Linked DNA regions of Homo sapiens: region 2 is linked to region 1. Evidence: read pairs that join two places in POLR2A ChIA-PET (ENCODE). Cell type or tissue: PC-9. All regions are shown on one strand.

Evidence for each region. Peaks named below come from ENCODE experiments on the same cell type or tissue, not always from the same donor. Only the 100,000 strongest peaks of a DNase experiment are listed, where the experiment ranks them.
Region 2: POLR2A ChIA-PET joins it to region 1 with 7 read pairs; 2 of 35 experiments call an interaction of 5 or more read pairs at or near these places.

What each region holds. Positions count from the first base shown.
Region 1 is chr12:1,538,126-1,543,125 of GRCh38, reverse strand. No RefSeq gene overlaps it. Among named protein-coding and RNA genes, the nearest start is that of LINC00942, 40 kb to the right of the region's middle. In PC-9, no CTCF peak of the experiment used is centred here; DNase peaks (open chromatin) are centred at 1,306 and 2,175.
Region 2 is chr12:1,347,588-1,352,587 of GRCh38, reverse strand. The region is part of intron 15 of ERC1 (ELKS/RAB6-interacting/CAST family member 1); the gene reads right to left. Among named protein-coding and RNA genes, the nearest start is that of LINC00942, 150 kb to the left of the region's middle. In PC-9, no CTCF peak of the experiment used is centred here; a DNase peak (open chromatin) is centred at 2,087.

The DNA of each region.
Region 1 (5,000 bases):
GTCTCAAAAAAAAAAAAAAAAAAAAAAGAATGAACTACTGATACCTGCAACAACCTAGATAAATCCCACAGATATTATGCTGAGCAAAAGAAGCCAAATACCAAAAAGCTGAAAAATAAACCATAATTCTGGTATAAATCTATTCGTGTGAAATTCTAGAACAGACTAAAGTGATCTCGAATGACACAAATCAGGTCAGTGGGTGCCTGAGTTGGGGTGGTGGTGGGGTGTGGCTACAGGGAAGGGAGACAAGGAGATTTCTGCAAAAGCAGAAGTATCTTGATTGGGGTGGTGTTGCATGGGTGTGTATATTCGTCCAAATTTATTGACCTGTACACGTACAACGTGCGAATTTTACTGTATGTAAGTTATACTTCAATAAAGTTGATGAAGAAGAAAAAGTCAATAGTACCTCCACCATTCAGCTGTGGCAACACAGGGTGGGGAGTGGAGAAAGAAATACAGAGAGGGCAGAGTGTGTGAAGCTAATGAATTTCACACAGCGCATGAGGCTAATGAATTTCACACTATAAGACTTTCCCTAGCCCTCAACTGTGAAAGTAGGTTCATGGTAACTTCTCAGAAGTCTGTATGCCATATTGAATGAGAGAGATCAGCAGGACACCATCTCCCCACAGCATATTTTTTGAGGGCAGGTCTCCTAGGCTATTTTTTTTTTTTTTTTGAGACATACTCTTGCTCTGTCGTCCAGGCTGGAGTGCAATGGTGCGATCTCTGCTCACTGCAACCTCCACCTCCTGGGTTCGAATGATTCTCCTGCCTCAGTCTCCCAAGTAGCTGGGATTGCAGGCACCCGCCACCATGCCCGGCTAGGCTAATTTTTGTATTTTTAGTAGAGACAGGGTTTCACTATGTTGGCCAGGCTGGTCTCGAACTCCTGACCCCAGGTGATCCACCCACCTTGGCCTCTCAAAGTGCTAGGATTGCAAGTGTGAGCCACCATGCCCGGCCATGTCTCCTAGGCTTTTAAGCATAAAAGTAGGATGCTGCTTAAGACTTCAGCACATGGAGTGGGTAACAGTGAACTTCAAGAATCTCATTTGAAAGGAAATATTTTAAAGCTGTTTGGTAAGGTTTCGACCAGGATTCTTGATTTGGTTACTGTATAACATGCTGTATGTGTCGAAAATGCAATATTATTTAGGTCAGACTACTGTTAAATTGACATGTGTGTGTAGCTTATTAACGCCAGCATTAAGTATGAAAATAACACCACTTCATTCCTTCCTCCCAGACACAACCAAGCTTTTGATTCTGTCGGCAGAACCAGTCACTGGCAATTGCACAATAGCGCGTTTTGTGGTTGTTCAGAAGCATAATTAGAGCCAACATTTTCTGGTGCTTTCTAAGTGCAAGGCTCTGCATGCATTTATAACGTAAGTGCTTTCTATTCATTTCATGTCATCCTCACAACAGCTTTTTAAGATTTTAGCAGGTGAGGAAACTGAGGTCAAGCAAGTTTGGCTGACTTGCCTCAAGGTCACCTGTGTGTGCTGGTCACACTGCCATGAGGTTTTGGGGCGAGGGTTGAGCCAGCACCTGTTGCACTGCAGAACTTAATTTTTTGTTTTTTTTTTTTGAGACGGAGTCTCGCTCTGTCGCTAGGCCGGAGTGCACTGGCGCGATCTTGGCTCACTGCAACCTCCGCCTCCCGGGTTTCAGCGATTCTTCTGCCTCAGCCTCACAAGTAGCTGGGACTACAGGCACGCGCCACCACACCCAGCTAATTTTGTATTTTTAGTAGAGACGGGGTTTCACCATGTTAGCCAGAATGGTCTCGATCTCTTGACCTCCTGATCCGCCCACCTCGGCCTCCCAAAGTGCTGGGATTACAGGCGTGAAACACTGCGCCTGGCCAGAACTTGATTTTTTTAAAACACTGTACATAAGAGATTAGATTTACTCTTCATGATAAATATATTTGTGTTAATGTTAACAACATTTTACCCCATATTTTCCAGTGCCAAGGCAGTGAAACAGGAAAGCATAAAATGAAAAAAGAAAAAAAAAAGCTTGCATTCTACTTCTAGGATGTAACTTCTTTTTGATCCTTTGGGATACTATTTCATCTCACCAGACAAGTTTCTATAATTTCAAAGTCTCTCTCCTAGAAATAGACAAATAAGAAGACAAGTGCCAGGTATGAATCAACACTGAGTCACCTGGAGCTGTGCTTTGTCAGTGAATTTAAACAAGTCTTTGGGTCACAGTTCCCTTCTGCGTATCAGGTAGGAACAGCACTTCGTTGTTCTTACCGTTGGGTATAAAGCACTTCCCTACACGCCATGTCGCTTGACCCTAGCGGTTCTATGAGATAGGAAGGGGTTACACTGTGACTCCATGTACCAATGAGAAGAGGGAGACTGGCAGTGATGAGCACATTTGCTCAAGATTCTCAGCAATGCAAGGGCAGAAATCCTGGACTGCTGATTCCCAGGTGGCCACGAGCAGCCCAGCAGGCTCAAGCATCAGGGTCCAGGGTCCATGGGACGTCCAGTTTTTGCCTAGAATTTCCTCTCTCAATTTTAACATGGTTAATAGATGTTCAACTTGAAGGTGACAGGAAACAAATATTCTGTTTGGCAAAATACAAAAGTGCATTTCCAAGTGAACACCAAGTTAGGCACCAGGAAATGACAACAGGTCCCCTTAGTAAACAGTGATCAATTACCTTATTTCACCAAACCTAAGATGCTACTGATTCTAGAATGCACCATTATTTTGTACCACCAAGAAAGAAAAGTACTTGTCATCAAACTGTCATACAATATTGATTCTGAGATGCATTCTGACCTCAGATATGTTGAAATGCATCTTAATATCGATGAAACATGGTAATTATGGCTGGATTTCTTGAACCGGGGAGGATAACCTGTTTAGAAGTCACTAGCTCATTAACGTGTCAATATGGCTGAGCAGCAGCAACGCCGAGTGGTGGGATTATCAGTGAGGAGAGAGGAGCCCAGACAAGGAGGACATCACTCCTGCCATCCAGGAACCCACCTCTTGGTTGGGAGGACTGTCCAGGAAAAGTCCAAGAGCCTGGAGCTGCAGACCTCTCAACAGGTCTTCGGTAAAAGCAGCTGTCATGGAAGTGAATTCTCAGGTCTCCTTTGTCTCCTCAATCATCAAAATAAACCAAATTATAAAACACTCTGATCTTCTGCCTAAATTCCGACAAGGTATTTCAGAATCTAGGTGTCAATTTCTTGACACTTTTACTTTTTTTCAATGAAGTGTTAAAGTGGGACCTAACATTGACTAAGTACATGATACATGTTAGGCATTGCCCTAATTCACAAAATTATCACATTTCATTCTCAAAAATGACCTTAGGAGTTGGGCATTATTATCCCTGTTTAAACAGTGAAGAAACTGGAGTTCAGAAAACCTAAATGGGCAAGGCAAGCCAATTAGGCTTGAACAGCTGAGTTAGTTTAAACCGAAGTCCCCCTGAGCCTCAAGGCCATGCGCTTTCCACCGGACAGGACGGAAAGCACGGGCTCGCAAAGACTTGTAAAAGCTTGAAAATCACCGCCAGACTAGCCAAGGAAGGCTGATACCCCAACTACACAGTAAATACCAAAACCTCTTCTGCTACAGGACACCTCGTTCAACTTGAGGACCTGTTTAATCAGCAGGGTGGCCGTTCATGGGTGAAGAGGGTAGCGGCATGGTCCACCTGGGAGCAGCGGGAGAGATGGCCTTGTGAGGGTGGGCCCAGGGACAAACAGCTAGTGAGAAAGCTGCTGCCATAATTCACATCAGCTCCCCAACGGCCTGCCCTCGGCAGTAGCATGGAAATAGGATGTAAAACGGATAATAAATCCACAGGATTTAGGAGAAACAAAAACAAGGGAAGACTGTCAGGAAAAAAACAGAGGCATTTTGGAACAGCGGTCGTCTCCCAGGGTGACTCTGCTCCCTCCCGCTCTCCCCACGGGACATTTGGCAATGTCCAGAGACATTTTTGGTTGTCATCCTTCGGAGTGGGGTGCTACTGGCATCGTGTGGGTAGGGGCCAGGTGTGTTCTCAGACATCCTACAATACATGGAGCAGCCCTCTTCAACAAAGAATTATTGGGTCCAAAATATCCATGGTGTCGGGGCTGAGAAACCTGACTCTTGAACAACCTTAAGGAAACAAAAGTGGTGAAGACATTGCCCTTACCCAGCAGCTCATCAACCAAAAAGGCAAAGAAATCACAGGGACTGGCTCTGCATGGACTCCAGGTGCTCACCAGGAAACAGATCACGCACTTGTCCAGCCATCCCTGTGATCTACCACTGTGTGCACCCGATCCACGCCAGGCTCAAGAGAGGAGCTGGAGAGGAGGAGAACAGGCACGGTGCTGGCCCTCAAGGTGTCACCACCTGTCCGGAGGAGACGCGCATGTGTGGAAACACACACCTGAGCCTGTAAATACATGTGTGCTTGTACACACAGGCAGAAAAAACCGAAAAGGAATGCACCAAAATCCTACCAATGATAACTCAAAATCATCATTTTCTTCATATTTTCAATGAAAATATGAATGAATTAAAAAATGAAAAAAAGTCAATGTTTTTCAGTGAACATGTTATACTTTCATCAGTTCTGATAAAACAGGCATATCCCAGGGCCACATGTTCTCGCCAGCTGCCCCACCTCTATGGTATGGCAAAGGAGGCCAAGATGGGGAGGGAGCAACGGAGCAGAGGAAGAACCTACGATTTTGTTTGCTTGTTTTCAGACAAGGTCTCCCTCTGTCACCCAGGCTGGAGTGCAGCAGCACAGTCATAGCTCACTGCAGCCTCAACCTCCCAGGGTCAAGGGATGCTCCCACCTCAGCCTCCCAAGTAGCTGGGACTACAGGTGTTCACCACCACACCCAGATACTTTTTAAAATTTTTTGTAGAGATGGGTGTCTTGTTATGTTGCTCAGGCTGGTCTAGAACTCCTGGCCTCAAGCCATCCCTCCCAAAGCACTGAGATTACA
Region 2 (5,000 bases), 190 kb after region 1:
TGTTTTCTGAATTAAGAAGATAAATTCTAAGAACATTCTAGCTATTATAATATAAAAATTCACCCTTCTATGAGAAAGGTAAGTATATATAAATACATAAACTATACATGATGACATTCAAACCATTTGCAGTTTGGCTCCAACCTAAATTTTCCAGCCTGATGGTCCAGTGATTTGGAAATTTCTCATATTCCCCCAATACATGCTGCCTTTCCCAGTGTCTTTTTACTCCTTTTCAATTAAAACGGCAGTCTCTTAAATCCCTTTTGCCCTTGCTGGTTCAGCTCAGTTCAGCACACATTTATTAAATGCCTTCTATGTGACACGGCTCACAAGGAACACTGAGAAAACTAGGATGGGTACTCAATCTTGAAATGCTATCCTGAGAAAGCTCCCTAAGCAACAGGAACAGGGTGATATGATGAAGGCTTGTGGTAGGAGGAGCCTGGTGAGCTCTAAGAGTCCTTGAGGCAATAAGAAGGTTAAGGCCTGGTGACTCTTGAAACTCTGGGGAGAATTGGGTATTTCAGAATGCTGTGCTGGGTTAAAGCTGGAGGCCTAATGGATCCTTGGGCCCTTCAAAGCAGTATATACTCAGCAGTGATTTACTTACCAACCGTTTAACCATTATTATAAATAATGTACCATTAATTTATAAATAATATGTGTTTAAATATTCAAATATTAAGAGAATGAGAAAATAAGACACAGAATGGGAGAAAATACTTGCAAAAGATACATTTGATAAAGGACTGTTATCCAAAATAATACAAAAGATACTTAAAATTCAACACTAAGAAAATAAATGATCTGATTAAAAAATGGGCCTTATGATACACTGCATGTATTAAAACATCACTATGTACCCCATAAATATGTACAATTATGTTGTATCAATTAAAAATTGAAAATATTATAAAAAACAAAAATAAAACAAGATAAAAGGAAGAAAATGCACCAGAGACCTTAACAGACACCTCACCAAGGAATATATACAGATGGCACATAAGCATACAAAAAGATGCTCCACATCATACGTAATCAGGAAATGCATATGAGAACAATGAGATACCACTACACACTTACCACAATGGACAAAATCCAGAACACACACTACCAGATGATGGCAAGAATGCTGAGCAACAGGAATTCTCATTCACCGCTGGTGGGAACGCAAAATGGTACAGCACTTTGGAAGACAGTTTGGCAGTTCTGTACACAACTAAACATACTCTTAAGATCTGGCCATCGCACTCCTTAGTATTTACTCAAAACATAGAAATTATTTGAAAAACATGGGCAACACTTTATAGAAATAAATCGAAGAGAAAATATCAGTGACAATAGGACTAGACTATATTTCAGAGCTATTCTTTAGATTTGTAAGCAGTAAATCAAAGACTGGATAAACACAGCACACAAAAAGTCCAAGGATATCACTATGGTGTGGATATGGTTTGTCTGTCCCCACGAAAACTCATGTTGAAATTTGATTCCCAGTATGATGGTGTTGGGAGGTGGGGCCTGATGGGAGGTGTTCAGGTCACAGGGGCATGAATCCTTCAGGAATGGCTTGGTGCTGATCTTGTGGTAGTGAGTGAGTTCCCACTCTGACAAGACTGCATTAGGTATTGCAGGGAACAGATTAGTTCCCAGGAGAGTGGGTTGTGATAAAGCCAGGATGGACCCTCAGGTTCTCCTGTTTGCATGTGTCCCCTTCCCCTTTGACCTTCTCTGCTGTTTTGTGACGCAGCATGAAAGCCCTTGCCAGAAGCCAGGGCCATGCCCTTGAACTTCTTAGCCCACAGAACCATGAGCTAAATAAACCTTGTTACATTATAAATTATCCAGGCGCAGATATTCTTTTATAACAACACACAACAGACTAAGACAGATACACTCTAAGGAGGATGAACTTAATTAGCTCTAGAACTGTAAGTCCCTATAAAACAGGAAGAAATCTTGTACACGACATGAGCTCCTGCTGGCTCTGTCCTACCTGACTTCACGGATTTATGGCAGTTTCCCAGTTAAAGGCCCATCCCATAGACCATGTGTGGCTTACATATTTGCCATTCCTACTGTGGTATGGCATAAATAAATCATGAGGCTTGGGTCAGTACAGCCAGCCTGTAAAGTGATTCATGGAGCCAGAAGTACCATCCCCTAGGACTGTGTACTTTATTACAGTAAACCTCAGAACAAGATACAATTTCCTGACTTAAGAAGCAGGCTTTAAATCAGGACACCTGGACAGCCTTGGAACAACTTAAAAAATACAATAGGTCTCAACCCACCACTGTGTCTCAGTGCTGGCCTCCGCCTGCCCCAGGCCTGTTCTTTTAACACTAGATACTAAATTCAGAATGAGTCCCTTCTGAGTCAATTACTGTGGTGAGAACAACAGAATAAACTGAACGCATCCCATCCTCTTATCTCCATTGTTTTCTGTTTTTCCCTGACTTCACTTACCCACTGAGGAAAATAACATCCCCCATGATGAATTTTTCCCTCATCCTTTAAAACTCATAAACCAGGAGGAGCCCCTTTTGGTGCCAAAAGAAGAAAGCACAACACTGTGAACCTGGTTTCCCTCCTCAATAAGGAACAGTAGAGTGGACCTGGAGACAAAGTTGTCAGAGCATTCTCTGCTTAGAGACCTAGGCTGCAGTCAGTGCTATTTTATGTAAATTACATGTACTTTAAACCAACACTGGCAAGAGTGCCATACTCTTGTTTAGGAAAGCTGGAAGTCTAACCAGTTGTAAAGGTTATGTGTTTGATGAACTCCTAAAAGTTTTTTAAGGTCTAAGTATAATCAAGCTATCCTTTTATGTTCTCAACTCTTTGAATAAAATGCTGGAAGCACCTAAAACGGCCAACACATTCCAAGGTATCAAAAATAACTTTTTTTTTTTTTTTTTTTTAGACGGTCTCACTCTGTCGTCCAGGTTGGAGTGCAGTGGCATGATCTCGGCTCACTGCAACCTCTGCCTCCCGGGTTCAAGCGATTCACCTGCCTCAGCCTCCCGAGTAGCTGGGACTACAGACGTATGGCACTATGCCTGGCTAATTTTTGTATTTTTTAGTAGAGAGGGTTTCACCATATTGGACAGGCTGGTGGTCTTGGACTCCTGATCTCATGATCTGCCCGCCTCGGCCTCCCAAAGTGCTGGGATTACAGGCGTGAGCCACTGTGCCCGGCCAAAAAGAACTCTTTTTAAGCCAAGATCTCGAACACTTTTTAGCTAGGACAAAAAGCTATTAATCCTAATCAATCTCACTTTACGGATTTACTGAAGCCTTGAAGCCAAAGGTCAGTCACATACTAACACTGTTTTATGCTTCTTCTTGTAGAAACCCTGGAGAAAAACAAGTGTTGGGACTCTGTTATAAACACGGAACTGACTCCAGTGTCGTCGTTTTCTTGGGGACAACTTAGGAAAATTTCTTTTCAATAGACGTCTACTTGTTGAATATGTTTTGAGGACATGTAGCCAACAACAGACACAAAAAAGACACAGTGCATTACTACATTCCTTTACAATAAGAACACGGGACAGGAGAAAATATGAAGTCTAGCTCAGCCTCTTCACACCTCCCCAAGTCATCAAAATGATTGGACTGTATAAGCACATGAGGTGTGCAGAAATACGAGCATGGCAATGGGAAGAAAAAGTATATTGCAAAAATCAAATCAGAAATATTTCAAGGCTTGAAGCTTTCCAGTGAATCATAAAACAGAGGAAGGAAATGAATATAGGAATGCTCAGCACTTACCAAAAAACCTACATTCCGGTGACCCGTGTATTTTAAGAGACACAGGTCTTTGTAAGTCCTGAGTAGGAAATCTTGTTGCATTATATTGTGAGACATTATACTTTTTTTTTTTTTTAGATGGAGTCTTCACTCTGTTGCCTGGGCTGGAGTGCAGTGGCACAATCTCGGCTCGCTGCAAGCTCTGCCTCCGAGGTTCAAGCAAATCTCCTGCCTCAGCCTCCCGAGTAATTGGGACTATGGGCGCCTGCCACCACGCCCAGCTAATTTTTGTATTTTTGGTAGAGACGGGGTTTCACCATGTTGGTTTTGGCCAGGATGGTCTCGAACTCCTGACCTCAAGTGATCTGCCCGCCTCGGCCTCCCAAAGTGCTGAGATGACAGGCGTGAGCCACTGCGCCTGGCTGGACATTATACATTTTTTCCCCTTAAGCTGATTCTTCATCATTGGCCATACAGGCAGTGTATGGTTCACTAAGTTTCCTAAAAAGAATTCAGTAACAAAAGTTCTTTAATGAATAAATATAAACACTTTTGGAAACAAGAGTAGCAGACATACTCTTTCTTAAAGACGTCTGGTTCACTTCTTATACCCGTATTTTGCTAGGAAAGAAATCGAAACCAGGAAGAGGCACTGGTAGATCATTTACACTGGTCACATAGTGGTTCCTTATTAGCAAATGCTACCAACCTTTGTAGCATGCCAGACAATGTAAATAAACACTGCAGACAACACATTGTAAAATGTACCACACTCTAGAGAATCAACTAAGTGGAGAGACATACAAGAAACCTGTGTTCATTTTCAATTATAATTTTTTTTTTCTTGAGACCGAGTCTAACTCTGTTGACCAGATTGGAGTGCAGTGGCGCCATCTCTGCTCACTGCAACCTCTGCCTCCCGGCTTCAAGCAATTCTCATGCTTCAGCCTCCTGAGTAGCTGGGACTATAGGCATGCGCCACCACCCCTGGCTAATTTTTGTATTTTTAGTAGAGACGGGGTTGCACCATGTTGGCCAGGCTGGTCTTAAACTCCTGACCTCAGGTGATCTGCCCGTCTCGGTCTCCCAAGTGCTGGGATTACAGGCTTGAGCAACTGTGCCCAGCCTTGTGTTCATTTTTGTAAGCCTTGAATTCTTAACCTGGGAGCAAAAAGGACAATTTATGTGGCTAGCATGAAAAGTGGTATCAATCACAAAATTTATACTGTATTTTCTTGGAA